Linked DNA regions of Homo sapiens: region 2 is linked to region 1. A link is a loop called in an ENCODE intact Hi-C map of the cell type or tissue named here. Cell type or tissue: heart left ventricle. All regions are shown on one strand. Links, peaks and the distances in the headings refer to the core of each region. The heading gives the core; the rest is flanking DNA.

Evidence for each region. Hi-C counts contacts between places; a loop is a spot of excess contacts. Peaks named below come from ENCODE experiments on the same cell type or tissue, not always from the same donor. Only the 100,000 strongest peaks of a DNase experiment are listed, where the experiment ranks them.
Region 2: a loop joins it to region 1, with 3 times the contacts of the local background. A loop is called at or near these places in 6 of 110 quality-filtered maps.

Annotation. Positions count from the first base shown.
Region 1 is chr17:12,357,855-12,373,255 of GRCh38, forward strand. No RefSeq gene overlaps it. Among named protein-coding and RNA genes, the nearest start is that of LINC00670, 180 kb to the right of the region's middle. In heart left ventricle, for the core only: no CTCF peak of the experiment used is centred there; no DNase peak of the experiment used is centred there; H3K27ac peaks cover 387 bases.
Region 2 is chr17:12,415,047-12,430,447 of GRCh38, forward strand. No RefSeq gene overlaps it. Among named protein-coding and RNA genes, the nearest start is that of LINC00670, 130 kb to the right of the region's middle. In heart left ventricle, for the core only: no CTCF peak of the experiment used is centred there; a DNase peak (open chromatin) is centred at 7,795.

The sequences.
Region 1 (15,401 bases), core at 3,509-11,508:
TATATATAAAAATATGCAAAGCATTTTCCAAGAATGTTACACTTTTCTAGTTAGAATTGGCTTACTATAACATCATTTATCTTATTCTCAAGCTTCGACCTCTCTTTCATTCAACATTTATTGAGCATCTACTGTATAGCAGGCACTGTTCTACACACGGACTCCTGACTTTCAACCTTCAATGTCATGTTGGCATCATGAGCTTTTACACTGCTTTGATTTTCTTCTTCTAGCTGTCTATATTGTTTTTCTCTTTCTTAGCCATGGGTGCATTTTTCCATTAGACTGATAAAAGTAAGTCAGAGCAGACACTCACTGGCCCTTAATTATGCTCCCGAGTTTTTGAGATCGCCTGTGCATTTTTTCTGAGCTATACAAACCGATCACATGACAGTTAGAAAGATGGATCTCTATACTGAAAAAAAAAAATGAACCTCACTGACAATGTTTTTCCAATCAAAAGAGAGGAATTTTCCAACCAAAACAAAGGGAAAAACCTCCATCTCTCGGCAGGTAGATACTAAGTAAAAGCAACACACAGCTGCCAGGTTTTTACATTAAACACTTAAGTTTCTGTTTAATGTTTTCTTTATCAAGATTCTAATACTTCATCAGACACACTCGGCTTCAGTCAAGGACTTCTTCAGAACTGATTTCTAAGAGCCTGCCTCCCTTCCAGAACCAAAGATGTTTAAACAACATTTAAACAAAACAAAACAAAACAAAAAACTTAACAAGGATTTTTAAACAGAGATTTATAGTGGTTTCATCACAGGCTCATTCCTCCAGAGCTCTGCCCCGGGTGGCCAGCCTGCGCTGCCAAGGCCTGTGTGGCTTGCTCTTGCGCCTGGCCCTTCTCCGACGACGGCTGGCCAGTCTGAGGACGCCCAGCACACGCTACTCAGAGCAGCCCAGGGTCCTCTGTGGTTGTAATGCTATAATCACCAGTGTATAGACACAGCTGCTGCTATTTGCACTCTTAACAGACACTTCTTGGAGGAAATGGCTTCAGGCGAAGCCCAAATTGCAATGTCTCAAGTTCCACCACCCAAGGATCTAGGAGTTTCCTCTCTAAAGATAGTGAAGATTGCTAGTTGTGAGACAGAAAATATTGTATTATAGTAGGTGGAAGTCTCGGAGGTACAAACTAACCCTGTAGTATTATTATTTGAACTTGTTCAGTGTAACTTAAGGCATTAGTGTAGATGTAGAATGTTCAAGTCGGCCTCAGGCGAACCTACTTGCTTCCTCACACTGAGCCTCGGGTGGCTTCATTCTTTCTTTCTGGACCACAAATCCACCCCTCTCTTCCAGGTTTCGACTGTCTCTCTGTGGTAGTCTAAATATTGACATAATGCTTCTCCCCCCTCTTGACTGACCCTTCTTTATCAAGCCCCTTTCTTTCCAGGCTCTTGCTAAGAGGCTGGGCACACGCTCTCAGTGTCTGCTCCAGTTCCCAAGCGTCTTGTGGTTGACCTTTGAGTGGTCAGTCATGTTTGATGTCTCAGCGCCCTACAGCATCCTCACTTGCTGCATTCCCCGTGGCCCGTTTCATGATGGATTGTCATTTCCTTTAATTCCCCTTCCTTGCCCCTTTCCTTTTCCTCTGCCAGAACAATTGATCAAGAATTCTGTCTCCCCCTCAAATAATAATAACATTACTTTTTCTAGGGCTCACATTTACATTTGAAAACAAATTTTAAACAGGAAACCAGTGCCATCCAAAATGGACATTTAGGAAAAGGGTTTCCTCACAGCCCTCAACAAACACTGTATTCCCTTCTTTTCATTTGATGGCTGCTTTTCTTGCCGGGGGAAGAAAGGACATTATAATTTGGCTACTTCTTTGTAAGTCCAAAACAAGGAGCCAGATGTAATTCAGTAGATTTGAAGCAGGTTTAACAAAGGATCTAGTTCAATGACTTGTTTTGCAATAAACTGTGTGCAAGATTTGGAAAAATCAGCAAATTAAAGACTGCTCGAGTTTCATTTCTTTCTGTTTAGAGAATACCTATTAGACGATGTTTTGAGAGGATTTATGCATGGGGCTGGTACTGAAATGAATTAAAAGACTAATACTGGGCTTCATAACACTGGAGCCTGGGGAAAATATCCGAGCTGCTCCTCCTGCCTTGGAAGAGTTTATAAGCTGAGTGGAAAAGATGGGCATGGGTGGTACAAGGAACAGTTGCAAGAAAGCAGGATGGCAAGATGCCCTTAACCGATGTGGGCTGTGGGACAGCTCACTCAGATTACCTGCTGCTTGTCTCTCACTCTGTCCTACTTCACTGTATCTTACTGTGTGTGTGGCCAATCCGACTGAGGTAGGGGTGTGTGTGTGTGTGTGTGTGTGTGTGTGTGTGTGTGTGTGTGTGTGTACATGCATGCATGTGTGTTATTTTTTTCTCTATTTGTTTCTTGCAGGTTAATTCCCTCCTCATTCCCCTGCTCCCTGCCTCCAAGTTCTTCTGTCCCGAGTAAATATACAGTTCTCTAGATAAGGGGCTATGCTACTTTAGTATTTCTTACAGTCCAAGTAAAATCCTAGGCACTTCTTAACCTCTCAGTAAATATGCATTGATTGATTGACTTAGCATGACCATTGTGACGGCAGTAAATGTATAAGAGAAGGACCAATCGACATTTTAAGTTCCAGAATCATCCATCTGCTGGGTCACGTTCTCCATATGTGTGGGTGGTTCTGTTTCAGCAAATGGTCTTTTCACTAGCCCACATCAAGACAAAGACATGTTCTGAACTGGAGATGATGCCAAGCCTGGGCTGTGAAGACCACCCACAAAGGCTTCAGTGGAAAAGAGAGAAGACACTGGAGAGGCATGAAACGGTTTGAGGATGAAGAGACTGGACAGATGGATGGAGGACCATGAGGTGACCCAACCAGGGGCAAGAAGGAAGAGAATCGGCTGCTGTAGGTCTTGGGCAGCAAGAAGTTTACATCGATCAGTTTATACTGTTGGATTAATACTGTTTGGCTGGAAAAATAGTGTAAATAAGATGAATATAAGCCATCTGGTTGGTATATTGGTGCAAAATGATGACCCATAAGTAATTGAGAGAAATGCTAGAAAAAATAAGAAATGTGTTTTCGCTTTTTGAAGAAGAATTAGTACAGCCTTGTTATTTAAATTTTGGGGAGATTTACTGGGTCACTACCGTAGTGATAATCACATAAATAGCAATTAAGTGGTCTGAAGCATTTGGACTCATCTTGCCATTACAATCACTGTTCTCTGAAGTTTCTCAAAGTTGGGAGCAGATGATAATGCCTCAGGGACAGCCAACTGTGATGTCTGAGCACAGGCCAACAGTTTTGTGTTGCAATTAATTAAAATTTACAACAGAGTTAATCTGGCAACATCCACATATTTAACAAAATGGATAATTGTTATTGTGCTGGGAGGCTTTTTCGAATGAATGGTGACCAGATCACGTAAATGCCTGTAATTTGTGTTTCTTTACACAGTTAAGCTGAGCCTTTACAGATTTTTCTCCTCTTTGTTAGGGCTCCAACAACCCAGAAACAAAGCCAATGTTAACAATTTTCTCTGACACTGAATTAATCCTACACACACACACAGACACAGACACACACACACACACACCTTAAGAAACAAAGGTCTTGGATTGATTCCTTGGCAATAGGATCTCCATGGCCTGAATGCCCACCCCAGAGTCAGGGCCCAGGACCCACCCTCTCTTTTCTCTCTCCATCTGCCTCATGCCTTCTCAGACTCATTCCTCATCCATCAAGAAGTCTGAGGAACCTAAGGTCTAGGCCCAGCCTGGCTATGGAGTAAAAGTTCAGGAGTCACTCTGGGAAGGTCAAGGAAAATGGAATTCTGGGCTTCAGAGAGAGGACTGGCCTGGGACACGGCAGGCAGATGAGCAGGTGGGTTTCCAGCCCCTGAGGGTCTTGGGAAAGAGAAGAGAAAGGTGAAGCATTACTCTCTAAAATGCTTTGTTTTTTTTTAGATTTTTTCCTACATGATAAATTCATGATTTTTGGAAAAATTAAACAAGGTCATGTGAAAAGAAGAAAATAAATATGACATACATTTGTAGCACCAAGTGATAACCACTTTTTTTGTGTTTGCTTGTTTGTTTGAGATGGAGTCTCGCTCTGTCGCCCAGGCTGGAGTGCAGTGGCGCAATCTTGCCTCACTGCAACCTCCACCTCCTGGGTTCAAGAGATTCTCCTGCCTCAGCCTCCCAAGTAGCTGGGATTATAGGCATGCGCCACCAGGCCCAGCTAATTTTTGTATTTTTCATAGAGGCGGGATTTCCTCATATTGGCCAGCTGGTCTCAAACTCCTGACTTCATGTGATCTGCCTGCCTTGGCCTTCCAAAGTGTTGGGATTACAGGTGTGAGCTACTGCGCCCAGCTACTAACCACATTGAACTGTAACTTGTCTATGCCTATATGCACACAGAGATAGTTCCCCCAAATAGGATCATACTGATTTGACATATCCTCTGAATATATCATGAATAACCCAAGTTATTTTATATACATTAGAGGCATGATTTTAACAATGACATAATGATAATCATTAATTATATTGTGTGCCTGCTTGGTATTGGAGGACTTACGGAAATTTACTTTTTAAGAAAGCTGAAATTGACATCACAAAAATAATAAGAGAGGGGCAGCTCAAGTATTACAAAGTTTTCTACACTGCAAAAGAGGAGAAAGAGATTTTTAAAAAATCTAAGTGAACATGAATATTTTAGGGACAAATGATTATGCCTATCCAAAGCTTCTGGCACTCATGGGAATTTTCCATATTTTTATATTTAATAGGTGTTTCTGAAAAGATACGGAGCATGGGGTCAGACGTGTCTCTAAGCATCTACTCTTTTGGAATCACAAGCTTATTCCTTTGACGTGTGTTTTGAGACCCTCTAGTTAAATTGGATCTCCAGTACCAGAGTGGCTAGCAAGCCTGCCCTAATGGGAAGTGATGGGGAGATGGGCGTTGGAGTCTGCAGTTTGTCTTTCACGGATATTTCTTTCACCTGGCAGACAGCCTAATGCTTAGTTGTCTGACCCATGACCAGGGGGTCCCTCACATGGGAAGCTTGTTTTTATTGGCAGATGCCCTTGTGGCTCTTGTCTGACCCATGTCCAGTTTATGCCTGCCTGACCATTGCTCTCGGCTGGGAGCTTGACCTCATGTTCTCTTCAGCGTCCTGGGGGAAAACCTGGCCTGGGACAGCCCCTGGTTCTTCATGTGGAAGGCAGAGATTCAGTACACCACCGCAATAGGAAACATGTTAAAAGATTTTTACTTACAGATCCTGGGCAGAGAGGAAGCAATGAGTTGGGAGGGCAGTCCTCCCTCCCTCCCTTGGTCACAGGAGGCAGGAATGAAGAGTCAGGAAGAGAGAGAGAGAGAGAGAAATGCATAACAATTGGTAGTAAATATGAGGGAGCAGGATGTGGGTCACTTGATGTTTTTGAACAAATGCCAGATGGTTCTTTTTTTATTATTATTTTGAGATGGAATTTTGCTCTTGTCACCCAGGCTGGAGTGCAATGGCAGGATCTCGACTCACTGCAACCTCCACCTCCTGGGTTCAAGTGATTCTCCTGCCTCAGCCTCCCAAGTAGCTGGGATTACAGATGTGCACCACTGCGCCCGGCTAATTTTTTTGTATTTTTAGTAGAGACATTTCACCATTTTGGCCAGGCTGTTCTCAAACTCCTGACCTCAAGTGATCCACCCACCTCAGCCTCCCAAAGTGCTGGGATTATAGGCATGAGCCATCACGCCAGGCTGAGATGGTCCTTTTAAAGGAAGCAGTGGGAAAGCGGGTAGCCCAGGCTGATAGGTGGAAGAAATGCTTCTGAGTTCTTATGTCTGGCACTGGTTCGAGCCATTTGGGTGTGATGTAGAACTGGAAACTGCCGAGGTGACTGAGCCTGCTTCTGCTATGAGAAAGTTAAACCTGTATTCGAAATGGATGTCCCAGCAACAGAAAATTGTAAGAATTCACTTTCTGATATCCAGAATACTTCTTTGAGGGGAATATATCATAACACCACCAAGTGTCTGAGGTTTACACTCATCCATTAATATATTCTTTCTTCCAATTTATAAAACAAATAATCACAAAGTTAGCATTTTTCTTCTGTACAGTAGACAGAGAGGTGCTGAGAAGTCTATGCCACAAAACATGACTTATTGCATTAGTTTGTTCTCACACTGCTATAAAGAACTACCTGAGACTGAGTAATTTATGAAGAAAAGAGGTTTATTTGACTCACAGTTCCACAGGCTGTACAGGTGGCATGGCTGGGGAGCCTCAGAAAACTTATAATCATGGCACAGGGGTGAACGGGAAGCAAGCACATCTTCACATGGCAGCAGGAGAGAGAGAGAGAGAGAGAGAGAGAGAGAGAGAGAGAGAGAGAGAGATAGAGAGAGAGAGATGGGGGAAATGCCATACACTTCTAAATCATAAGGTCTTGTGAAAACTCACTATCAGGGAAACAGCAAGGGGGAAATCCACCCCCATGATCCAGTCACCTCCCACCAGATCCCTCCCCCAACATTGTGAATTACAATTCAACATGAGATTTGGGTGGGGACACAGAGCCAAACCATCTCTCTTATCTATCATTCCCAAAATAAATAATAAAAATGCAGGGCAAATTGCTGAGAACAGAGAAAGCAAAAGGTGGCCTTGAACAGAAGAAACATGATATATATCAGTTAGCTACTGCTATGTAACAAATCACTCCAACAGCCAGTGGCTTAAAACAACAAACATTAATTCTTATTCACATATCTGTGTGTTTGTTGGGAGTTGACTAATCTAAGCTATATCCAGACTGGCCCATCTGGGCTGCAGGTTACAGTTAGGTCTGTTTTATATATGTTCACTCTGGGACCTAGGTAGAAAGGACAGCAGCTACTCAGAGGAGGAAAGTTCTTTTCATAGCAATGGCAGAAGTGCAGGAGCTCAAATATCACCACCTAAACATATTTCAAACTTTGCCATGTCATATTTGCTAGAATCTCATTGGCCAATGCAAGTTGCTTGGCCAAGCCCAAATACAAGAAGTGGAAGAGTCTAATCCATCCCAGTTTCCAGGGACTTCCCTGGTTTTTAGCACTGAAAGCCACATCCTGAGAAATCTCTCAGTCCTGGGAAAACCAGGATAGTTGGTCATCCTAGGGGAAGCATACTCTGCCTTTAGTTGAAAGAATTGCAAAGTTATATAGTCAAGACCATGGTTGCAGAAAGGCATACGGGATTGGGATTAATAATTCAATCTACTGCAGGATGGGCACTATGAGTCTAGAGCTACGAATTCTGTATCTGTGTGTTGGAAATAGCTTCAGATCCTACGTGGGTTTGTGGTCTATCTACCTAACATTTGCACACCACTTTATATATCCAAAGTGTGCTGGCACTCTCATGTGATTCTATAAGCCTGTGAGATGGGCGCAAGGGGCATTTTAGACAATCTCAGTTGACAGTGGAGGACACTGTGTGTCCAGGGCTTGCATGTCTTGGCCAAGTTGGAGCAAGACTGCTGAGAGCCTTGGTTAGTAAAGGGTGAAGAGAAACCTCAAGTCGAGTTCTTTTGATGCTCAGCCTCCATTCTTTACCTTCTTTCTAATAAGTCATTCTTTTTGATAAAAATTTGGGGTCAATGCCTGATAGGTTAAGTTGAAAAGCCATGTGTTGCCCTTTCAAAGCCTTGAATTCTAGCCCTGTTTGTAACTAAGGTCACTCGCTTTCCGCACAGTTCAGCAGCAGAGAAGGGAGGCACACATTACTGCTCAGTATGGGATACGAAGTGCCTTCCCCAAAGTAGCTGACAATGAGAATGTCTGCCCTTTATATCTGAGGACTCTTGAGAGCAGCCTGTGAGAAAGGTGGTTTATGAAGGGCTCTGAGAGTAGAAAGGAGATTAGAGTTTACTTACTGATGGCAGAAGCAATAGGAAAAGTCTATGGCAACTGAATGACCCCAGGAACATGGTCCACGCTGCCTTTGCCTTTTCTACCCAGGGCTTAGTGGCCTAAAGAGGTTCTGTATCTGTGAAAGGCAGTGCCCTTGTCCCCTTGGCAGGCTCTGAGGCTTACTCGAACTTGTCTGGCACCAAGGGACTGAGAGATTGCAGAGCTGGTACCCTGTGCGCATCCAGCCTCTGACTCAACATTTCAAGGAAGTCAAATGCAGCAGTGGGTGGTTATTTATAAGGACTGATGTAAGTTGCTCCTTACAAATCATTTATTACTATTTAACTGAAAGTGATGAGCTCATGCCTGAAAAAAAAAAAAAAGGCCTTCACGAAATGATGGACCTTTGGGGAGTGCTTCTCCTGGAGCCAGTTTGTTCTACATGGAGGAGGGAGGGAGGAAAGGAGAGGAGTAAGCCTCATATTCCCCTTCCAACAAATCTACCACAATCTTATAAAATAGGGGGTTTCAGCTGCATTTTCCAGTAAGCTTGGTGACTTCATTTACATGGCAAAGATTTATGAAAGAAGTTCACTACCATAGATGTCTATGACATTGAGTCTCTTGACCTCGCAAGAATTCTCCCTCTGGTTGAGATTGTTTTCTAAGTCTGAAACTCTGGGTTTTAAAGGCATGGTCCTATTTAAGGAGGAACCATGTCTATGAAGTTTGAGTATAATGTGAAATGAGTTTCATGTGGCCAGAGCTCAAATACTCATGATTCCTCGCAAATATCTGAGACCCAGAAATAATTTTGACATCGTTTAAATCAAGAAAATGACCTGTCTGTTTCTGTTTTCCTGACTGAACTCCCCAACTAACATGTTTATAGATTAACAAAAAATCAAACTCTGAGATGTTTCATATGGCACCTTTCTTGAAGTTTCCTGAAACACACACACACACACACACACACACACATGCACACACTATTATTGCTCAGAAAAAAAAGGCAACATAGTTTTTCATTTTTAAAAGTCAGGAAATAAAAATCATAGAAGTTTTTTTTCTTTCTTTCTTTTCCTTTTTTTCTTTCTTTCTTTCTTTCTTTCTTTTTTTTTTTTTTTTTTTTGTTAGATATGAAGCCTCTGTCTGTCACCCAGGCTGGAGTGCAGTGGCGTGATCACCGCTCACTGCTGCCTCAACATTCCTGTACTCAAACCATCCTCCCACTTCGGTCTCCCCAGTAGCTGGGACCACAGGCACGTGCCACCGTGCCCAGTTGATTTTTGAAAATGTTTTCTAGAGATGAGGTCTCGCTATGTTGCCTGGGCTGGTCTCAAACTCCTGGGCTCAAGCGATCCTTCTGCCTTGGCTTCCCAAAGTGCTGGGATTACAGTCGTGAACCACCACTCCCAGCCGATAAGCAGTTTTTCAAGCGAAGCGTTTTAACTAGAGAATCGAGAACTAAAAAAATTGTAACAGGTAGTTCGTGCTATATTTAATTCAATACTGTGAACGATTTAGAAGACTAGATCATCAAGACAACATTGACAACTGTGGAAAAGAATGGTGTGCAGTGGAGGGCAGACTTATGGAAAAGCAGGAAAATAAAAGAGATGAAAAGATTCACTGTCCCTGGATCCTACCTAATTCATCTCAAGGTCTACTCTACGCAAGGATCTGTTAAAAATCTGTCCCCGTAAGCATCTGGGTTCTTTGAAATTCTCACAGGCCAGCCTCGCTTCTGACCACATAGAAACTGGGGACATGTTGGTCAAAGGGTGCAGACTTTCAACTACAAGATAGATAAGTGCTCTGGATCTAATGTACGCATGGTGACTATGGTTAATAATTCTGTATTGCTTCTTTGAAATTTGATAACAGAACAGATTTTAAGTGTCCCTGGTGAGCACCCCCACAAATGGTAACTATGTGTGGTGATGGATGTGTTCGTCAATTTGATTGTGGCAATCAATATACAATGTATACATTTATCAAATCATCACCTTGAATATTTACCATTTTATCTGTCAATCAAATATTTTAAAATAAAACTCTGTAAAATATACACATATATCACATACCATACAATCGACTAATTTAAAACACGTATAGTGTGCAATTCAATGTTTTTTAGTATATTTCCAGAATTATACAACCATCACCACAGTTTTGGAACATTTTCATTACTCCCAGAATCAAACTTATTTGATGTCTTTTAAAAAATAGTCTTTTTTTTTTAATTGGCTCTGGAGTCTTTTACAACTTGTTCCTCAAATTATTTTTGGAATAGCTTTCCTACTGATAATATATTAATAGAAAAATCTAAATTTAAATTGAAAAAATGACCTGCTTCTAAAATGGAAAAAACTTATCACCCTTTTCCCCCTTCTCCACACCCCTTGATTACATGTTTCTTAGGTAAAATTTGTTCTGTGAAATGCTGCATATCTGTAACAAACAACCTCTGGAGTTTTTTCTGTTGTCCCATTTGCATTTCCATTTGCAAAAAATCCTTTTTATTGCATGGAATGGTTTATTCAAAGCTTCTGGCATTTTTGGTATTCATCTCACATTTTACAAAGCGATTACAACAGCTCTAAAGTTTCTTATATTAATGAGTTTTAACACAACCATTCTTTTTTTTTTTTTTTTTTGAGGCAGAGTCTCGCTCTGTTGCCCAGGCTGGAGTACAGTGGCATGATCTTGGTTCACTGCAACTTCCACCTCCTGGGTTCAAGCAATTCTCGTGCCTCAGCCTCCCTGAGTAGGTGGGATTTACAGGTGTGTGCCAACATACCTGGATACTTTTTATTTTTTATTTATTTATTTTAGTAGAGACAGGTTTGGCCATGTTGGCCAGGCAGGTCTCAAACTCCTGGCCTCAAGAGATCCACCCACCTTGGCCTCCAAAGTGCTGGGATTATATATAGGTGTGAGCCACTGCACCTGGCCTCCTGTTTTTTTCTTAACTGAACCCCAATTATGGTTCCTCTCTTGGGACTTGAGTAACCTTTGTGAAGGATCTTTTTTGGGATATCCTGTCAAAATAGGATACTGAGTTTTATTATGAAGTTATCTATATACCAGAAAGCCAACTCTCTTGAGAAGAGGTCTTATTTTGTACAATGGGTAATCTTCTAAAATTCCCAAGACATTTGGACATAAAATGTTCATATTTCATTTATTTAGGCAAAAATTGGCTTTAATAGGGGACAATGTGTTAATTTTCTTATTTGGACTGTGACATGTTTTCTAGAATTACACTGAAAGCTGAGGTGTGGTCCAGAGGCTGGAGGCTCTTTCTCTAATTTAAATTGCCCTGAGAATTGTTTATGAAAGCTTCTAGAAGTGGAAAAACCAACAGCAACAAAGGGACAGGCAGAATAAGAGCCACATTTTATTTTTCTAAGTCAGTTATATATATTTCCACAGGGTTTAGTACTAGAAAAATCTGAGGAAACTATGTGTAATACAGTCACTAAGAGCCAAGTGACTTTTATTTACCTAAAAAAAGGTCTCCTTGAGAATGTAGTTTCCAATATAGTTCCTATTCTTGCAGTCCAACTTTTTTTTTAGCATTCTAAAATTAACCAGACAAACCTGATCACTTGATTCCTGGGAGAATGTTTATTATCTTCTCAGTGCTTACAGCATAAATGAAGTTATAGTGATTGAAATCAAGCTGCAGGTTTAAAATTCTTCCAAAAATCAGGTAAATCCCTTGTGAAACCACAGTCAGCATGCGAAGGTGGATGTGCTGTAGCCCCCAATTTTCTTCTTTCCATCCTTCCCTACATCATTGTTAAGTATTTAATCAACACCTGCTCAAATGTACCACTCATGGAAACTTCCCCTGGCTCCCCAGGCCCGAAGAATTTTCCTCATCCTGCTCTATCTCTTGATCCTGCTTGATTGCTCATGCTAATATTTATTCATAACTGAATTGGTTTTTTTACTCTTTTCTTTATTTTCTGCCTGCTGTACTAGATAGTACCTCTGTGGGGCAAGGAAAATTGCTGTTTTCGATGTCTACAATTGTGCCTGGATATCCTAGCAGCTCAATGACTAGTTACTGGCAACTACTAGCTACAGCATACTAGTACAGGTTGAACATCCCTAACCCAAATAATCCAAAATGCTCTAAAATCCAAATCTTTGAGTGTTCACGTAGAACCATATGGGTGGCTGAGGTTGCCTTCCGATGGTCTGATGTACACAAACTTGGCTTCATACACAAAATATAATTTAAAATATTTTATAAAATTACTTTCAAGCTAGGTGGATAAGGTGTATATGAAACACAGAGGAATTTTATGTTTAGACTTGAGTTCCATCCCTAAGATACCTTATTATGTATATGGAAGTACTTCAAAATCCAAAATTGGAGATGCCTCTTCTCCCAAACATTTGAGATAAGGGATACTTAACCTGTAGGGTACGTGTGTGTGTGTGTGTGTGTGCGCGCGCGCGTGTGTCAGAGAGAGAAAGGGAATATTATAATTTCAGTTAAAATCATCCAATGTTTGATTTGAAGAACAGATTTTAAGGGGGCTGGAGAAGATGTGGAAAAGCAGCTGAGAACTTATGACAGTCCAGATGGGAAAGGATGCAAGCGGTGGCAACAAAGAGACATAGCAGATGATTTGAGAGAGTTAAGATGTAAAATCAACAAGACTTGACGATGGTGTGGCCGTGGAGAAGCAGAGAGAGGAAGGTGTCAGGTGCATGTCTTTGAACTGATGTAGAAAAATGAAGTCAGGGATTTGGGGTGGGGAAGGACACTGTAGCAGTCTGCACTTATCCTCTGGGGATACCTTCCAAGACCCTCAGCAGGAGCTTGAAACTATGGATAGTAACAGACCCTAGCCAAGGTCACATTTTACTTAAAGGAAGCACTTTATTTATTTATTATTATTATTATTATTATTATTATTATTATTATTATTATTATTATTGAGACAGAGTCTCACTCTGTTGCCCAGGCCGGAGTGCAGTGGCGTAATCTCGGCTCACTGCAACCTCCGCCTCCCAGGTTCAAGCGATTCTCCTGCCTCAGCCTCCCGAGTACCTGGGATTAAAGGTACCAGCCACCATGCCCAGCTAATTTTTGTATTTTTAGTAGAGATGAGGTTTCACCATGCTGGCCAGGCTGGTCTTGAACTCCTGACCTCAGGTGATCTGCCCGCCTCAGCCTTCCAAAGTGCTGGGATTACAGGCATGAGCCACCATGCCCAGCCCAGGAAGCACTTTATTATTTCCCTTTGGGATATCCAAATTGCCAGCATCACCACTCTTGTGCTTTGGAGTCATTACTAAGTCAAATAAGGGTTACTTGAGTACAAGTTCCATAATATTGTGGCAATAGATCTGATAACAGAGAGGGCTACTAAGTGACAACTGCAGAAAGAGAAACTTTGAATAATGGAGGACTAATGTATAGGCTTTTCACAGAGCAGAACCTATCCCTTCTCTCCAATTCCCTCTTCTATATAACACTGGTCCTGACCTGAACTATTACAATATAGACTGTTAATACATCATACTGCCCATTTGTGTTTGAATCCGTACTCCCTTCAAATGAATATCCCTAAAATAGAACTTGGTACATTTCACTGTTCTATAGAACACTGGGCCTGATCTGAACTGTTACAATATAGACTGTTAATACATCATACTGCCCGTTTGTGTTTGAATCCATACTCCTTTCAAATGCATATCCCTAAAATAGAACTTGGTACATTTCACACCCCTGACAAAAATGTCAATGGCTCCCTGTGCTGGCAGGATAAATAACAGTCTTAAAACTGTTTCTTAATTCCGTTACTCTGAATTTTGTGCTTCTGACATCCCCTCCTTGGGGAATGCCTTCCTCTTGGATTTGTAAATGGAAATGATGCTGAATCTAACCTCTTTTCCCATGCCTGACCAATGCAGGCTTTAGTGAGTTTCTCTCCTCTGAAACTGTAGACTGTTTACTGCATAGACCATTCATTTGGCACTAAGCATTTAGTTCAATTGGATGAACATTTACTGGCCACCCACCACAAATGTAGAGACTTGCACTAAGTAACATGAAGGTAGTAATCCTTACATACAAGGGTACTTTGAAAAGTTTGTGGAAAATAAAATTAAAAGATAAAAAAATACAAACTTTATTTCTCAATATAAGCTTCATCATGTTCAAGACACTTTTTAAAGTGCTGATACCAGCTATTTAGTCCATCCCTAAGGAGCTGAGGATCCTGGATATTTAAGCATGTCCATGCAGCCTTTTTTACATTATTAACTGAAGAAAAACAGGTGCCTTTTAAAGATTTTTTTTTTAATTGGGAAACAAAAAGAAGTCAGAAGGAGCCAAATCAGGACTGTAAAGTGGATGCCTAATGATTTCCCATCGAAATGCCTGCAAAATTGTCCTTGATTGATGAGACAAGTGAGCAGGAGCATTGTCGTGGTGGAGAAGGATTCTCCTGGGGAAGCTTACCTGGGTGTTTCTCTGCTAAAGATCTGGCTAACTTTCTCAAAACACTCTTATAATAAGCAAGTGTTATTTTTCTTTGGCTCTCTAGAAATCAGCAAGCAAAATGCCTTGAGCATCCCACAAAATCCTTGGCCACGATCCTTGCTCTTGACCCGTCCGTCCGCTTCTGCTTTGACTGGACCACTTCTACCTCTTGGTAGCCACTGCTTTGATTGCTTATTGTATTCAGGATAGTATTAGGAAGGCCATATTTGATTTCCTGTTACATGCTTTAAAGAAATGCTTCAGCATCTTGATCCCACTAATTTGGAATTTCTATATAAAGCTCTGCTCTTGTCTACAGTTGACCTAGGCACAATGGTTTTGATAGCTATTGAGTGAAAAGTTTGGTAAACTTTTTCAGTCAGAATTATATAAGCTGAACCAATTGAGATGTCTATGGTGTTGGCTCTTATTTCTGCTGTTAATCATCAGTCCTCTTCAATTAGGGCATGAACTAGATTAATTTTTGTTCTCACAAATTGATGTGAATGGTTTGCTGCTGCTTTCTTCATCTTCATAATTGTCTTGTCTCTTCTTATAGCAAGCTCTTCTACGTAAACTGCTGTTTTCTTTGGGGCATTGTCCCCGTAAACTTTTCATAAAGAATCAACTATTTTTCATTATTCTTCTACAAAAGCTTTACCATAAATTTGATTTTGTTCTTGCCTCAATTTTAGCAGAATTCATGTTGTTCTGATAAGGACTTTTCAAATTGATGTCATATTCATCTTAGTGCCTCACAGTGGATCTTATTCAGACATGTTATAACAAGTTAGTATGAGTTTATCGTGGTGCAAAAAAATTTTGAAATCCATGCAAAGTTTTTTCATAATATGCATTTTCATGAACTTCTAAAAGACCCCTCACAGCATTTTATAATTTACAATTAAAGTAAGTTTCCTTTATTAATAGTTTTTATTTCTATTTTTATTAG
Region 2 (15,401 bases), core at 3,159-11,158, 57 kb after region 1:
TCGTGAACTCAAACTTAAAAATTTCAGTCTCCCCAGTAGTTCTATTGGGAGTAAATTCCAGCAAAGTCTTATTTGTATTTATTTGTCAAGAGGGCTTCTCTATCTCTGCTCCTGAATAGTGAAACCCCACCTCCAGGTCTACTAGTCAGCGCTCTGTTGAGTCCATTGTTATGGAATGTCCCTGTTTAACAGGGTTGCTAGGAAAGCCTGACTCACAACCTTCAACCCCATGGTTTCTATGTTCCGATGCTAAGTCCTTTATTAACCAGTTTATCCACTTGTTCTTTACTAGGCTTGACTCCTTGGGTCTCTGCTGCCAACTCTCTTGTTTTGTGTCTTGGTAGTCTTGGGGATTTTAAACATTTCACTCTTTTCTCTTACTCCTTAATCAGAGAATGGAAGTTCTCCATGGCTGTCATCAGTAACCTCTGGGTATGAAAAATTACATCAAAAGTTCCTGGCCATTCAAATGTTTTCCTGGTCTGCTATTTTGATTTTGTCTTCTACCAGTGGTAAAAAGCTTTCTGTCCTAATTCACAGTTTCAGCTTTGATGCTGAGAGTTATTTGGGAAATGCTAAGAGAGGTAGGTGGTGATGGCTAAGGTAGAAGACATGTGGCGGGGAGGTTCTAGGATGTTAGTCAGAATTTATAGCTCTCCCCTTCATCACTCTAAAATCTAGACAACTGAAATCATTCTGACTCTTCTCTCTGCTTCCAATCTCCCTCAGGCTTCACCTCCTTTTACTTTCTTAGTCACACAGCTACTAGAGTTACTCTTATAATTGAGATCACCCCAGCCTAATTCTTCCCTACCTCACCCCATTCTTCATGGTTTCCTGTGATCCACAGATTGAAGTCCAGAATGGCTTGGTGCTTTGGGGGCATTTCCAGTTTTGACTTCCATTTCTCTCAGCTATAATCCTAAATTTTTCAACTTTCTCATGATCCTCCAAATATGTTGTCTTAGCCTATTCTAGCTGCTATAACAAAAGTATCATAGACTGGGTAACTTAAACAGCAAACATTTCTTTCCCACGGTTCTGAAGGCTGAGGAGTCCAGGATTGAGGCTGCAGGTGATTTGGTGTCTGGTGAGGACCTGCTTCCTTGTTCACAGATGACCCACTGTCTTCTCACTGTGTCCTCACATGGTGGAAGGGGACAATGAGCTCCCTAAGTCCTCCTTTTTTTTTTTTTGGAGATAGAGTCTCACTCTGCTGCCCAGGCTGGAGTGCAATGGCATGATCTCGGCTCACTGAAACCTCCACCTCCCAGATCCAAGCAATTCTCTTGCCTCAGCTTCCCAAGTAGCTGGGATTACAGGTACCCACCAACACACCTGGCTAATTTTTCTGTATTTTTAATAGAGACGGGGTTTTGCCATGTTGGCTAAGCTGGTCTCAAACTCCTGACCTCAGGTGATCCACCCACCTCAACCTCCCAAAGGGCTGGGATTACAGGCATGAGCCACCGCATTCAGCCCTCAGTCCTCTTTTACAAGGACGTTAGCTCCATTCATGAGGGTTTGACCCACATGATGGAACCACTTCCCAAAGCCCCACCTCCAAATACCATTGCACTGGGAGTTAGGAACTAAATGAATTTAGAGAAGACACAAACATTTAGTGCATAACATATTTCATGCCCTTTCTTGTAAACATGATTTTCCCCTTGATGTTTTTCTGGCTGAAATTGGGAAAGAAAATAGAACTCATTTGTTGAGTCGCTACCACACTCCAGGCACTGCAACACATATCTTTACATATACATCATTCGTTTCTCACAGTAACCCTCTAAAATAGTTACTTGCAGCCCTATTTTATAAATAGGGAAACAGATGATTTAAAATATCTCATCCAGAATTGCATAATTATAAGGCTCAAGCTGGAATGAACCTGCATCTGTCAATGCCAAGGGCCACCTATTCACCCTATGCCTTCCTAATATCAATTCTTCCCAAGCTGGGCTTCCATGTCACTTTTTCCATGAATTCTCTTTCAATTTCTTCCCAGTTCATTGCTCTCATTCCCTAATTCGTAAGTAAGTATGTGTTGAGAATGTACTTTATGCCAGACACTGTGCTGGTTCCTAGGGGTAGAGGCATGAATGAGACAGAGTGGATTTCTGCCCTCCAGGAGCTTACATTCTCCTGGGGGAAATAAAGAATAAACAAGCAAACAAAGGACTAAAAAGATAAAGAATGTGTAAGTACTGTAAAAGTGATAAATAAGGCAATAGCAGACAAGAGTATCTGGGAGGGATCTATTTAACATATAAAGGATTAGAAAAGGTCTCTAAGACCTGGTATTTGAACTGTGACTTGGAAAATATGACAGAGCCAACTAAATAAGGTGCTGGAGAATGAGCACACCATGCAGCGAGAGAAGCAAGTGCAAAGGACCTGGGGCAGGAAATAGCTTTGCACATTTGATCAGCAGTTTTTCTGGGCCATTTGTGAGTGGTAGAAGATTAGCTTGAAAATTAGTAGGCACTTGGTCATGTAGAGCCATGAGGACACTTTGAGTTTTATTCTAAAAGCAATGTTAAACTTTTGAAGGATTTAAAAAATGGCTTTATGGAGGTATAATTGACATGCAATAAACAACATATTTGAAATACACAATTTGATATGTTTTGACATATTGTGTTAGGCTATTCTTGCATTGCTGTAAGTAAATACCTTAGGCTGGGTAGTGTATAAAGAAAACATGTTTATTTGGCCCACAGTTCTGCATGCCTTACATGAAGAATGGTGCTGGCATCTGCTTCTGGTGGGGCCTCAGGAAGCTTGCAATCATGGCGGAAGGGGACAGGGAACCAGTATGTCACACAGTGAGAGCGGGAGCAAGAGAGAGAGGGAGGAGGTCCCAGACTCTTTAAACAACCAGATCTCACATGTAGTAACTGAGTAAGAACTCACTCATCACCCAGGAGATGGTGCTAGGCCATTCATGAGGGTTCCACCTCCATGATCCGATCACCTCCCACGAGGCCTCACCTCCAACATTATGAATCACATTTCAACCTGCGATTTGGAGAGGACAGACATGCAAATCATCTCACACCATGAGATGACACCAAATTATACCCCCGTGAAATTATCATCATGATCAAGATAATGAGCATATCCATCATTCCCAAAAGTTTTGTCATGGTCCTCAAAACCCCACTCAAAACCCTACCTGACCCCAGCTCCAGGCAACCACTGATTTGCTTCATGTCCCTGTAAATTAGTTTCTATTTTCCAGAATCTTATGTAAATGAAATCATAAAGTATGTACTTGTGTAAGTGTGTGTGGCTTGTAGGTTTTCATAGATTCCTTTTATCAGGCTAAGCTCTCTTCTATTCTTAGTTTGCTGAGTGTTTTCATCAGGAATGGGTGCTGTATTTTATCAAGTGCTTGTTCTCTATCTTTGCAGATGATCATCTTGCTTTTTTTTTTTCTTTTTAAGACTATTAGTTGATTGTTTGGAATGTTAAACTAAACTTACATGCCTGGAATAATCCCTACTTGATCATGATTTATTATGCTTTTTATATATTGTTGAATTGAATTTGCTAAGATTTTGTTTAGAAAATTTGCATGTATGTGGTTTTTTTATTCTTGTAATATCTTTGCCTGGATTTGATGTCAAAGTAATGCTGGCCTCATAAAATGGGTTGGGAAGCATTCCTTCTCTTCCCTATTCTTTAAAAGTTTATTCTAACTGGTATTATTTCTTATTAATGTTTGGGAGACTTCACTAGGGAAGCTGCCTGAGGCTGGAGGGTTTTTTGTTAGAAGGTTTTAAACTACAAATTCAACTTTAAAAAATAGATACAGGATTATCTATTCAGGTTCTCTTTCTCTTCTTAAGCAAACATTAGTTATATGTTTTTCAGGGAATTTGCCTATTTTTCTAAGTTCTCAAATTTATTGCCATAAGGTGGTTCACAATAAGCATTTATCATCCTTTTACTTTCTGTATAATTTTTAGTGAGGTCTCATTTTTACTGATCTCTCATTTCTAATATCTTTCGTTTGCATCCCCTTCACCCCAAAAGTTGATAAGTCTGGCTGGAGGTTTATTAAATTTATTGAACTTCTCACATAACCACCCTTTGATCTCATTTATTTTCTCCACTATGTTTTCTGTTTCATATCTAATTGGATTTTGCCCTATTTTTATTATTTCATTTTTTTATTTGGAGTTTAACATGTTCTTTTCTAGTTTATTTAAGAAGAAAGCTAAGGTCTTTGATTTGAGGCCCATCTTTAGGTCTTCCACTCCAGCTGGTGGAAACAGGAATGATTCCCAGTCTCATGTGAATTCTAAAGAATTGTTCCCTCTAGGGGCGGGGCCTGGTGGCTCACGCCTGTAATCCCAGCACTTTGGGAGGCCGAGGTGGGCGGATCATGAGGTCCCGAGATTGAGACCATCCTGGCTAACACGGTGAAACCCCATCTCTACTAAAAAACAAAAAATTAGCAGGGCGTGATGGCAGGAGCCTGTAGTCCCAGCTACTCTGGAGGCTGAGGCAGGAGAATGGCATGAACCTGGGAGGCAGAGCTTGCAGTGAGCCGAGATTGCACCACTGCACTCCAGCCTGAGCAACAGAGCGAGACTCCGCCTCAAAAAAAAAAAGAATTGTTCCCTCTAATCTTTTCAAGTAGTTCTTTCCCTGGCCTCTGTTTCCTCACAGATATGCATTGGGCAGCACTCAGCACAAGACTTGAGGGGACCCTGTGTAGGTCTCAGGAGCTGTCTTGCAGCTCTCTCTTCTCCAGCGTTCTCCCCTGAATCCCACAACTCTGACTTCCTTGGCCTCCCAGACTACTAGTATTGTCTCCTCAGCTCCACAAGGCCACCAAGCCCTGCCTGGTTTCCCTAGAAATTCTCTTCAGACCAGGCGCGGTGGCTGGAGCCTGTAATCCCAGCACTTTGGGAGGCTGAGGCGGGCGGATCACCTGAGGTCGGGAGTTCGAGACCAGCCTGACCAACATGGAGAAACCCCGTCTCTACTAAAAATACAAAATTAGCTGGGTGTGGTGGCACATGCCTGTAATCCCAGCTACTTGGGAGGCTGAGGCAGGAGAATCGCTTGAATCCGGGAGGTGGAGGTTGCGGTGAGTCTAGATCGCACCATTGCACTCCAGCCTGGGAAACAAGAGCGAAACTCCGTCTCCAAAAAAACAAAAACAAAACAAATTCTCTTGGGGCAGTAGCTGGGGCAATCGAAGGACTCTTCCTTTGTTTTGAATCTCGGTTGAATGTTTTGTATACCATTGTTTTATACTCTTTGTGTAGTGTTTTAGTTATTTCATACTAGAGCATAAGGCTAGTCCCTGTTATTCCGACGCTATCAAAAATGGAAGTTTCATCCTTTTGGGGGATTTCAAGTGGAGGAGTGGTGTTATATCATCCAAGGGTTAAGAAGATCACTCTTCTGCTGTTCCATCTGAAAGCAGATGGGAAGTGGAGGACAGGTCTGCTATTGTAGGAATGCAGGCAGGAAGTGCTAGGAATTGAAGAGGGATTTTTTTTTTCAAGGGCCACGGGGGCAGAGGGTGGCTCCAGATCCACTTGGAGGTGGAACCCAGAGAACTGGCTGATAAACTGGATGTGGAGTGGGTCGGGGGGAAAGGGAGTTAAAGCTACCTCCTGGGTGTTTCCTAGAACAACTGGGCCAATGGGGAAAGCCAGGGAAGGAAGTGGGCATTGTGGACAGGCGGAGATCAGGAGTTACAGTTTGGATATAAGCTTGAGATGTCTTTTTAATCAGTCACATGGATCTAGTCAAACAGGAAGAGGGCTATAAGAAGGTAGAGCTCCAGGGAGGAGTCAGAGTTGGAGACAGAAAAACGGAGTCATCAGTATAGAATTATTCAAAGCTCTGGGCCTGGAGGAGATCACCCAGGGGAACAGTGTAGACAGAGGAGAAAAGAAGGCCTAGACTGAGTCCGTGGGACCTTCAGCATCTAGATGTCAGGAGAGCAGGAAGAGCTGAGAAGGAGTTGGAGAAGAGGCACCTGTCTTCCCAGGAGACTCAATTCCTTTATTTAACCATGTGTTTTTCAGTTTTATAATTACCTGTTTATCCACCTGTCGCTCAACTTGCCTGGGAGCCCTTGAGGTCGGATGCCCTGTCTTATTTTGCATTGCCCACATCTAACACGGTGTCTGGCACCTAGATGGACCTTGAATGAATGAATGGATGAATGAATGAATGAATGAATGAAGACTAAGGGAGTTAAAAGATTACTGGTATGAGGTCAAAAGGACAGAGCTTTTTTGTAGTCCAAGGGACTGCAAAAGACAATTCTGGGAAAGTTGAGCTCAGAAAAAAAAAAATCTAACAGTCCAGAAACATTTTCCTGAGTGCCAGTTTCCTGATCTGTCAACTAAAACGTCCCGGAGAAGTGATCTTTAGAGTTACTTCTGTTTACATGCTGCACACAGACGGGAACGCTCCATTTGGCTTTCTCTGCAGAGTCCACAAGGAGACAAAACAATGTGTTAAAGTTGCGCTTCCTTGGTTGATGTTTCTATTCTTTTGGTCTTTTGTCTGTTTTCAAACAGATCAAAGCACGTCTTGTGAAATGTTCTGGCCCCAGAGTAGAATTTAAGATGCACAAAGGGCATGAGTAGACATTAATAAAAAACTCATTTTGACCCTTTCGAACTGGCGGCCACCATGGAGGTCAGAAGAGGGCAGGTGTATTCCTGCCAGCCCCCTAGAGACATAAAGATGTCTGCCCCGAGGAATCAGGCTAGGGATTAGTGACAGGCTCCATGCCTGCCCCCTGCCACACTGGACAGCCAAACCTCCTTCTCTTGACTTACAGGACTGGCAAAGACAGTGACAGGGGCCTGGCCGTGGAGCCTGGCTGAAATCCGGGCCCCAGTGAAAGCCCCACAGAGAGCTGCAGAGAAAGGCAACCTTCAGAGGCTGACTTTGATATTTACACTTCCCCAATTTCTACGGAGAGCCGTGGTCTCGTGTTTTACACATTCAGCAATTGCACAGGCCCTGAAAGGTTTTAACTGTCCGGTTGAAACTATAATAAAGTTTACTGTGGTTAAAACCTGAAATGAGTCTGAGTTTGGATTTTTCAGCCCAGTGGCTTCGTGTAAACAGTTTACTTAACGTCGTTTTTGGCTCTTATTCAATAAACCACCATGATAATCCCGTTCACAGACAAAACAGATCACGGATTAGCAGACAGGCTGCTGTAACAAAAGCAGCGCATTACCTGCTCTTTGTGCAAAAGGTAGAGCTCCGTTTTGCAGAAAGTATTCGTCTATCTTTGTTTTCATAGTTGAAGAGAAGGAACGTTACATTGTTTAGCTCCTTTTTGTACCACAAAAATAGATTTTAATTAAGCACATAAAGTGAGCCGGGCTTGGAGCTGTTATTTTCCAGAGAAGGCATACTGGCTTTATTCAAATTGGAAGAGACCCCAGGCAAATGCCAAAATCACCTATTGCTTACATTTCATTTTAATGTGCTCAAGTTCAATAAAAGTTTATCATCTCCATTAAACCAGTACCTATTGGAACTGATTTAATCTTGTTAGCACAAAGAACCACATGAAAGAAACCAAGACCCCAGGACAAGACTGTACATAGCACAGTTGCGCCGGGGTAGAAATTACATAAAAGAAATGAAGCATCCACCGATGACAGAGTGCCTCACCTGCTCTTATGTGTGTGCGCTTGCTCGTGTGTGTGCGGAGTGTACTTGTGTGCACGGATCCACACACCCTGCAGTGCAGGTCTCTGGCCGTCTGCCACAGTGCAGCATGCTGGGGAGGCTGCCAAGTGCGGGAGTCCTCAGCTGCTCAGTGTCACAGCACCGCCACGCTCCCACACGGACCCTGAATTGTGTGACATTTGAACAAACACATGTCACGTGTAGGGGTGCTGGTCAAATGTCTACTGGCAACAGCACAATGAGGACATATATCTTGATTCTAGCCCCAGAGAGCACACACACTCACACACTGTCACACTCACTCACACACACAAACACAGGCCTTTCTTTACCGGGAAGAGTCAGTTTGCTCTCCGCCTTCAGTATTCTCTTTTCTGTCAACTAGAAAGCCTCCAAGAGCTCATGGCTAGACATGAGTGGGGTCCAAGAATTCAGGGGTGTTAGATCTTTGATTCAAGGTGTGGCTTGACATTAGGACTTGGTCACAGGGGACATAAATGACAAGTTGGTGGCACCCACAGGTGTGTGCTTACCTGAGACGGATGCAATGAGGAGGTGGATTTAGTGGATGATATCAGGGGCTGCAGGCAGAAGCTGAAGGATCCATTTCCTTAAAAGACTCAGCACTAAGGCACGAGTGGGATTTCTTAGGACTCCCAGTGAGAAAAGCGCTGAATGGAAGAAGTGATTTTCCCCAGTTCTGTGCCTGTAACTAACTCAGTGGCATCTGCAGGAAGCACAGCCTCATGTTGGCACCTCAGTGGCTTATAGCTTTGGGAACAGAGGGTTACTGTCGCTCTCAGCCTGTCGTAGCTACAGAGACAGTGGTGGGGCCCAGCTTTGAAAGTGACTTGGCAAGGAACAGAGCCTGGAGTGGAAGAACATGCCGTGGCACTTTTGGGATGGCTGTGAGACTCTCTGAGGATCTCCTGAAAATACGTGGTTAAAGTTTGAGTGGGAGATTGGAGGCCTTTCTTATACGGGGTGGCATGAGCCACTGAGGACTGAGGGAATGTGAATTATGGTCCTCTGCCTCCATGACTCAGTTATTGAAGGGAATTTATATATCTTCTATGGAGTGCCAGACACCCTAGTAGACCTGTATCAGCCAGCTCGGACTGCTATGCCATAATGCCACAGACTGGGTGGCTCAAACAACAGAAATTTATTTCTCAGCATTGTGGAGACTGAGAAGTCCAAGATCAAAGTTTTGGCAAGGCAGGTTTTATTCTGCAGACTCTTCTCTTGGCTTGTAGACAACCACCTATTGCTGTGTCCTCGTATGGTGAAGAAAGAGAGAGAGAGCAAGAGAGCTCTCTGGTGTCTCTTCTTATAAGGGCACTAATTTCATCATGAGGGCCCCACCCTCCTGACCTCACTTAGCCTCAAGGCCCCATTTATCTCCCAAAGGCCTCATTTCCAAATACCATCACATTGGGGGTTAAAGCTTCAACATATTAATTTTGGGAGATCACATGCATCTAGTCCATAAAAAGACTCTGTGGGAGGCAATGGACCTTCAAGATGCTTACACAACAGCCAGGAAGAAAGGACCAAAACCTACCCTGCAGAGGTCAGCTGGCTGCAGCCTGCTTCTCCCCTCTCTCACGTTAGCTCAGAGAGCACCGCTCAAGTTGCCTCGTGTGTGTTTCTCAAACATGCTAAGTTCACCTGCTGTTCTTCCATCCTGGAATGACCTTGTGCTCTTCTAAGTATGGCTGGCTTTCTTAGCCCTTGGCTGGTGGTCACCTCTTCACAGAGGGCTCTGTCACATCCCATGGAAACTTCCCTCTAGGCCCCAGTTGCTCTCAATTACCTAACCCTGTTTTATTTTCCCAATACATCCAAAACTAGTTAAAGGTATTTTGTGTATTTGTTTCCTTGTTTATCATTGAGATGTCCCCTGTCCTTGGTACTATGGACTCCATGACAGTAGGGACCTAATCTCTCAAGATCATTTGTGTGTACCCCAAAACTAGGAGAGTATCTGGACATAGTAGGTATTCAATATGTATGTGTTGATGAATCATAAATGCCATAGAGAGGGTGAAAATAATATTTTGTGGGCATCTGAGGTGGGTCTTGAAGGATGGGAAGGATTTTGACAAATGAACATTTTGAGTGAGGAGGGAAGGCAACCCATCCTTTAGCTTTGGAAGGACCACATTTAGATTAAACTTTTTTTTTAGTGCAAACTCATAAGCTTATTTAGAAAGAGCTCTTTAATGGTCTTATTTAGCGTATCAGAACTTAGACCATCGGAAGTTCTTTTTGAAGTCTGACCTAAAAGCTGAACTTCTTCCTTCACTCATTTCAGCCCACCTTTATCTCCCATTCAGTAGAAACGCTACAAACTCTACTCATCATCCATTCTAAATCTTCACATTTGGAAAAACAGACTCTGCAAGTGAAAACCAGTAATGCTTGTATTTTCAATGTCATCTTTTCTTTAAAATGATGTTAAATGATTCTAGGAGTGCAGATTTGTGTTTTAGGTGTATGGATGGTTCCGGATATCTGTTAGGTATACTCTCTGGGTTTTCATGGGATGAGAGATAGTAAGAAAAGTATAGCAAGAAAGCTTTGGAAAGAGCCATTTCCCTAGGTATTGTGTTTGCAAGCATCATAACCTCATTCCTGAGGGCACAGGCACTGTATCTGAAAGCTTTGCTGTGCAGACATCCATTCAGCAAACATTTAATGGCAATGTCCAGGGGCCAGGCGTTGCACTTGGTGCTGTCTCATGCATATAGGTGAATGAGACATGGTCCCACAAGCAGGGCAGGCGATGTGAGATCAGAGTCCTGTGGGTGGTGCGCAAGTGCGTAGAATGATACATACAAAGGTGGAACAAGAAGGTTGCAAAGGAGTGCCAAATAGTATCCTCAGAGAAGCTCCTTTTCAGGATGCACTAGAACATCAGATTCAAGTTAAGTCTAGGGCACACCATGTCTGAACCAGGGCCTTCTAAAACTCATAAGGATAATATCATAGGGACAACTGCCACTCTCCTGCCAGGCATAGTGGCTGCTCAAGCAGAACAGGAGGTGCCCACTGTCTCTGCAAAACTCACCCCAGCATTTCCCTAGGGCCATGCTCCTGAGGTCCCGTTGTTGGGTTAAGGTCTGGTCTGCTCCTCTCAGCATACAGACAACATAAATTCAGGTTCAAAAGCAGGACAGCAGCTAAGAAGAGAGCTGACTTTGAAGTTTAGAGCCTTAGGTTGAAGGGAATTCTCTTGGCCGAGTTACAAAGAGAATAAAATGCTGTCATAAGGAGAGTAGCTTTAGATTTTCACTTTATCTTCAAAATAAAAGATTAGGGACACAATTCTGGTTGAGATGGTTAAGTAGGTGCCTGTATAATTGAATTTCATGCTCATTATTTCTCTCTGAAGTGGTGTACACAAGCAGTCATTGGAAAGCAGGTTTAGCAAATATATTGGTCAGGGCTTTGCTGAACTTTCCAGCTTTCCAAAATGTCCAAGTTCCTTCAGTCTTCTTCATGTGCCGTGCGAGATGTACAAGACGACACTGATGGAGCCGGTGAGCCAGGCAGTTTCAAGACAAGCTTCTCTTCCATTAGCAAACTTGTCATAGGATTGGAAAGTTTTCTTTTTTTCCACAAGATTAGACATGGTCCAAAGAATACTTTATGCCGCTTTGGATCAGCAATCTGCCTGCACCTTTGACATCTCATAATTGAGGTATATGTCAGAGTCCAAAGTAAGAATACATGAAAGCTCTGTGTATGATACTATCATGGTGGGTTCATGTGGTTATACCCTTGTCCAAACCCATAAGATGAACAGCACTAAGAGTGAGCCCTAATGTTAACTATGGACTTTGGGCAATAATGATGTGTCAATGTGCGTTCATCAGTCATAACAAGTGTAGCACTGTGGGAGAATGTTCATAATCGGGGAGGCTGTGTATGTTTGGAGCAGGGCATATATGGGAAATCTCTGCATCTTCCTCTCAATGGTGCTGTGAAACTAAGACTGCTCCAAAACATAAATTTTTTTTAAAAAAAGAAATATACCAAAGGCGTAGTTGTGATGAAAAGTGAGGGAGTTGGCCTTCAGTGTCCCCTACAGGGAACCCTTGTTTCCTCTTTGCTACTCAAAGGTTTTTTTTTTTTTTTTAAATGATGCCTAAATGAGGTAGTTCAATGCAATTGATCGAATTGCCTGTAGTGAAAATCCAGGATTCAGTGGGGAAAAATTCTCAGCTCCTTGGAAATGACCACATTAAGCAGTTGGCCCTCTGGATCTGTAGCTTCTTCATCTGCCAATTCAACCAATCCCTCGAAAATATTTAAAAAATAATGCAACAATAAAAAATAACCCAAATACAAATAAACACAATACATACAGTATAACAACTATTTACGCAGCATTTATATTGTATTAGATGTTATAAATAATCTAGAGATGATTTAAAGTATACTGGAAGATGTGCCTAGGTTATATGCAAATAGTACACCATTTTATATAAGGGACCTGAGCATCTGTGGATTTTGGTATCTTCAGGAGGTCCTGGAACCAATCCTCCATAGATACGAAGGATGGCTATATTAATGAAAGCTTGATTTGGAGCAAATATTGTCTATGGATCCCATGGGATGGGGCCCCTCCTAGGGTGACAGAAGAGTGGCTTCTTACTTGGACCCTGCTGGGTTCACAATCAATTTGGTGACAAGCGTCACAGGCACATCTTTCCTCCCAGAGACTCCAAATGCAGCATGTTGGTAGGGCTCATCCTCATATTTTCTGTTGGAGCGAGATAAGAATTTGGTTCTCGTGTATTGACTGCAGGATTCTGAGTCTTCTGGGAAACAGAGGAATGGAGGGACCAACCTTTCCTGAGCACTTACAATATGCCACTCCCTGCTGTATAATGGGGGGGATGGGAAGAAGATGTCCCCAAGCCCCCTGGTCCCCCGTAGAAGGGATGAGGGGAAGATCCACGTACGTTCTCTGAGAGAGGTAGATGACACCATCCGTACCAGCACTTCTGGAACTTTCTCTAGAGAAATACCAGGTGGGTTTTGTTGTTGTTGTTTTATGTTTTTGCTTTTTCCTTCCCCATATTGTCACACACCTGTATTTTGGTCCATATCCTGTTCAATGAGACAGGTTCAAGGATCACGTGCTTGGGTGTTGCAGCAACGTCAAGCTGCTAAAAAGGTTTCAGGGTTTTTTTGTTTGTTTTGTTTGTTTTTTTGAGATGGAGTCTCTCAGTCTTTCACGCAGGCTGGAGTGCAGGGGCATGATCTCAGCTCACTGCAACCTCCACCTCCCGGGTTCAAGTGATTCTCCTGCCTCAGCCTCCTGACTAATGGATTACAGGTGCGTGCCACCACGCCCGGCTAATTTTCGTATTTTTAGTAGAGACAGGGTTTCGCCATGTTGGTTGTTGGTCTCGAACTTCTGACCTTGAGATCTGCCCGCCTCGGCCTCCGAAAGTGCTGGGATTACAGGTGTGAGCCACCGCGCCCAGCCCAGTTTTTTTGTTTGTTTGTTTGTTTGTTTGTTTGTTTTTAAATAGACTGTGGATCCCTCTGTCACCCAGGCTGGAGTGCAGTGGTGGGATCATAGCTCACTACAGCTTTGAACTCCTGGGCTCAAGTGATCATCTAGCATCAGCCTCCAAGTAGCTGGGAGTATAGGTACTCACCACCATGCCTGACAGCTTTCAGTTAACATGCTTCCTTCGGCATGGCCAGTGATGCACAGTGCACGGCTCAGCACCAGTCTGTGCAGCACGCGTCATCTTTGGGCAGCAAGAGGTGCGTGACCATCAGAGAAGATAAGTAACCTGCCCAGGGTCATGCAGCAGGTAAGACCTGAATGTCCACTGTAGGTCAGAATAACTCCAGCACCTATGCTGTAGGCCTAGAAACTGCCAAAAAGGCTGTGAAAATAATTCTGCCAAAGTTACTAGATTTCAAATGAATTATCTATGGAAAGAGAATGGAAGGAAGGATAACCTCTTACTTCTCTCAACTGTACTGTCCTGATTCTAGTCAAAGTAATTAGGCCTCTTCCTCTCATCCCTTCCACAGGGGACCAGAGGACTTGGGGACATCCTCTTCTTATCCTATCCTCTGCTGCAGCTGGCCCTTACTCACCCCTTCCCTTTAACTCCCTCAGCATAGAACAAGGAATTCCAAAGTCGGGGCAGAGCGGCATCAGAACGACGAAATAAATCATAGTGTCCAAAGAACTCTCAGGAATCTAAACATAGCAAAATTATTATGTTTAATGTAAAAATTGAACTTAAAATAATTCTGCTCTGTGTTTAATAACAACAGGTATGGCTAAACTAAGCCAAGTCAGCTAGGTCCTCCCGGCCAGGCAGGCTGTCTTCTCTTAGCAAAAAGATAAAGCAAATGAGAGCTCTTGAAGGTTAATAGACTCTATCACCTCCTAAAGAATGCAAACTGTATAAATATTCAGGTTTTAAAATAAAATCCCCCAAAGCCAGCCTTGCAAAATGAGGTCAGCTTGGTCTGGCTCGGCCTGTTGGCTTGCCTTTCAGCTGCACGGTGGTGTGTCTTGTGACCAGAACATCCGTGACATATAGATACAGTCTTTGCCTCCACGTTGTATATTGAAACTGTGAAAGTAGAACTCCCATAGCTCAAGTTTATAGAAATACGTGACAATGTTTGAAGTAGCTTAGCTGAGACTAAAACAGTCTGACATCACAGCCTTGGGGAGGATGATGGAAATTTCTTAATTTCTTTGAAAAATTTAAAAAACACAGACACATTCTTTTCAGGTACTTGATTGGCCACCCAAGTTTTCTTTTCTGGTTTTAGAAAATCACACAGAAATACAGAGACTCTGCACAAGGCATCCCCCATTCTAAATCTCCTGTGTTTCACAAGGCATCTTGGTGTCATTCTGTGTATCAGACTGTGCTGGCTTTTCTCCATTTACCCAATGGATCCATTTACCCCGTGGATCCATTCTCTTTCTTTCTGCTCCCTGGAAGACTGATTCCGATGGATTGCATCACTTGGGCTCCCCTCACCTCTGACTTTCCACTGGATTTGACCGATGGGAGCCATAAGCAAGAGACAGGAGGTAAAGAGGGGAAGAGACAGGTCACCTTACAGGTGGTGCCTCTTCCATACCTCCACCTTCTTCATCCTCTCCCACACAATTCCCTCCCATTGTCCCTTTTGGTCAAGAGATGTTAACGGCTTCTCACTGTTGCTGGTCTCCAGGTGACTCACCTTCTCCATCTCCATTTTTTTTTTTTTTTTGAGACGGAGTCTCGCTCTGTCGCCCAGGCTGGAGTGCAGTGGCGCGATCTCAGCTCACTGCAAGCTCCACCTCCCGGATTCACACCATTCTCCTGCCTCAGCCTCCCAAGTAGCTGGGACTACAGGCGTCCGCCACCATGCCCAGCTAATTTTTTGTACTTTTTTAGTAGAGACGGGGTTTCACCATGTTAGCCAGGATGGTCTCGATCTCCTGACCTTGTGATCCACCTGCCTCAGCCTCCCAAAGTGCTGGGATTACAGGCGTGAGCCACCGCTCCATCTCTTAATCCCGCTGATGGTCCCATCTGTTTCCTATTGGTATGTGGGGTGCTATGCAGACTTATCCCTTAGCTTTAAGTTCCTGGTCAAGAGCTTCTGTTTCCTCATCTTAATTTGGTATTCTCATACTATTCTCATCCTACAATATATTG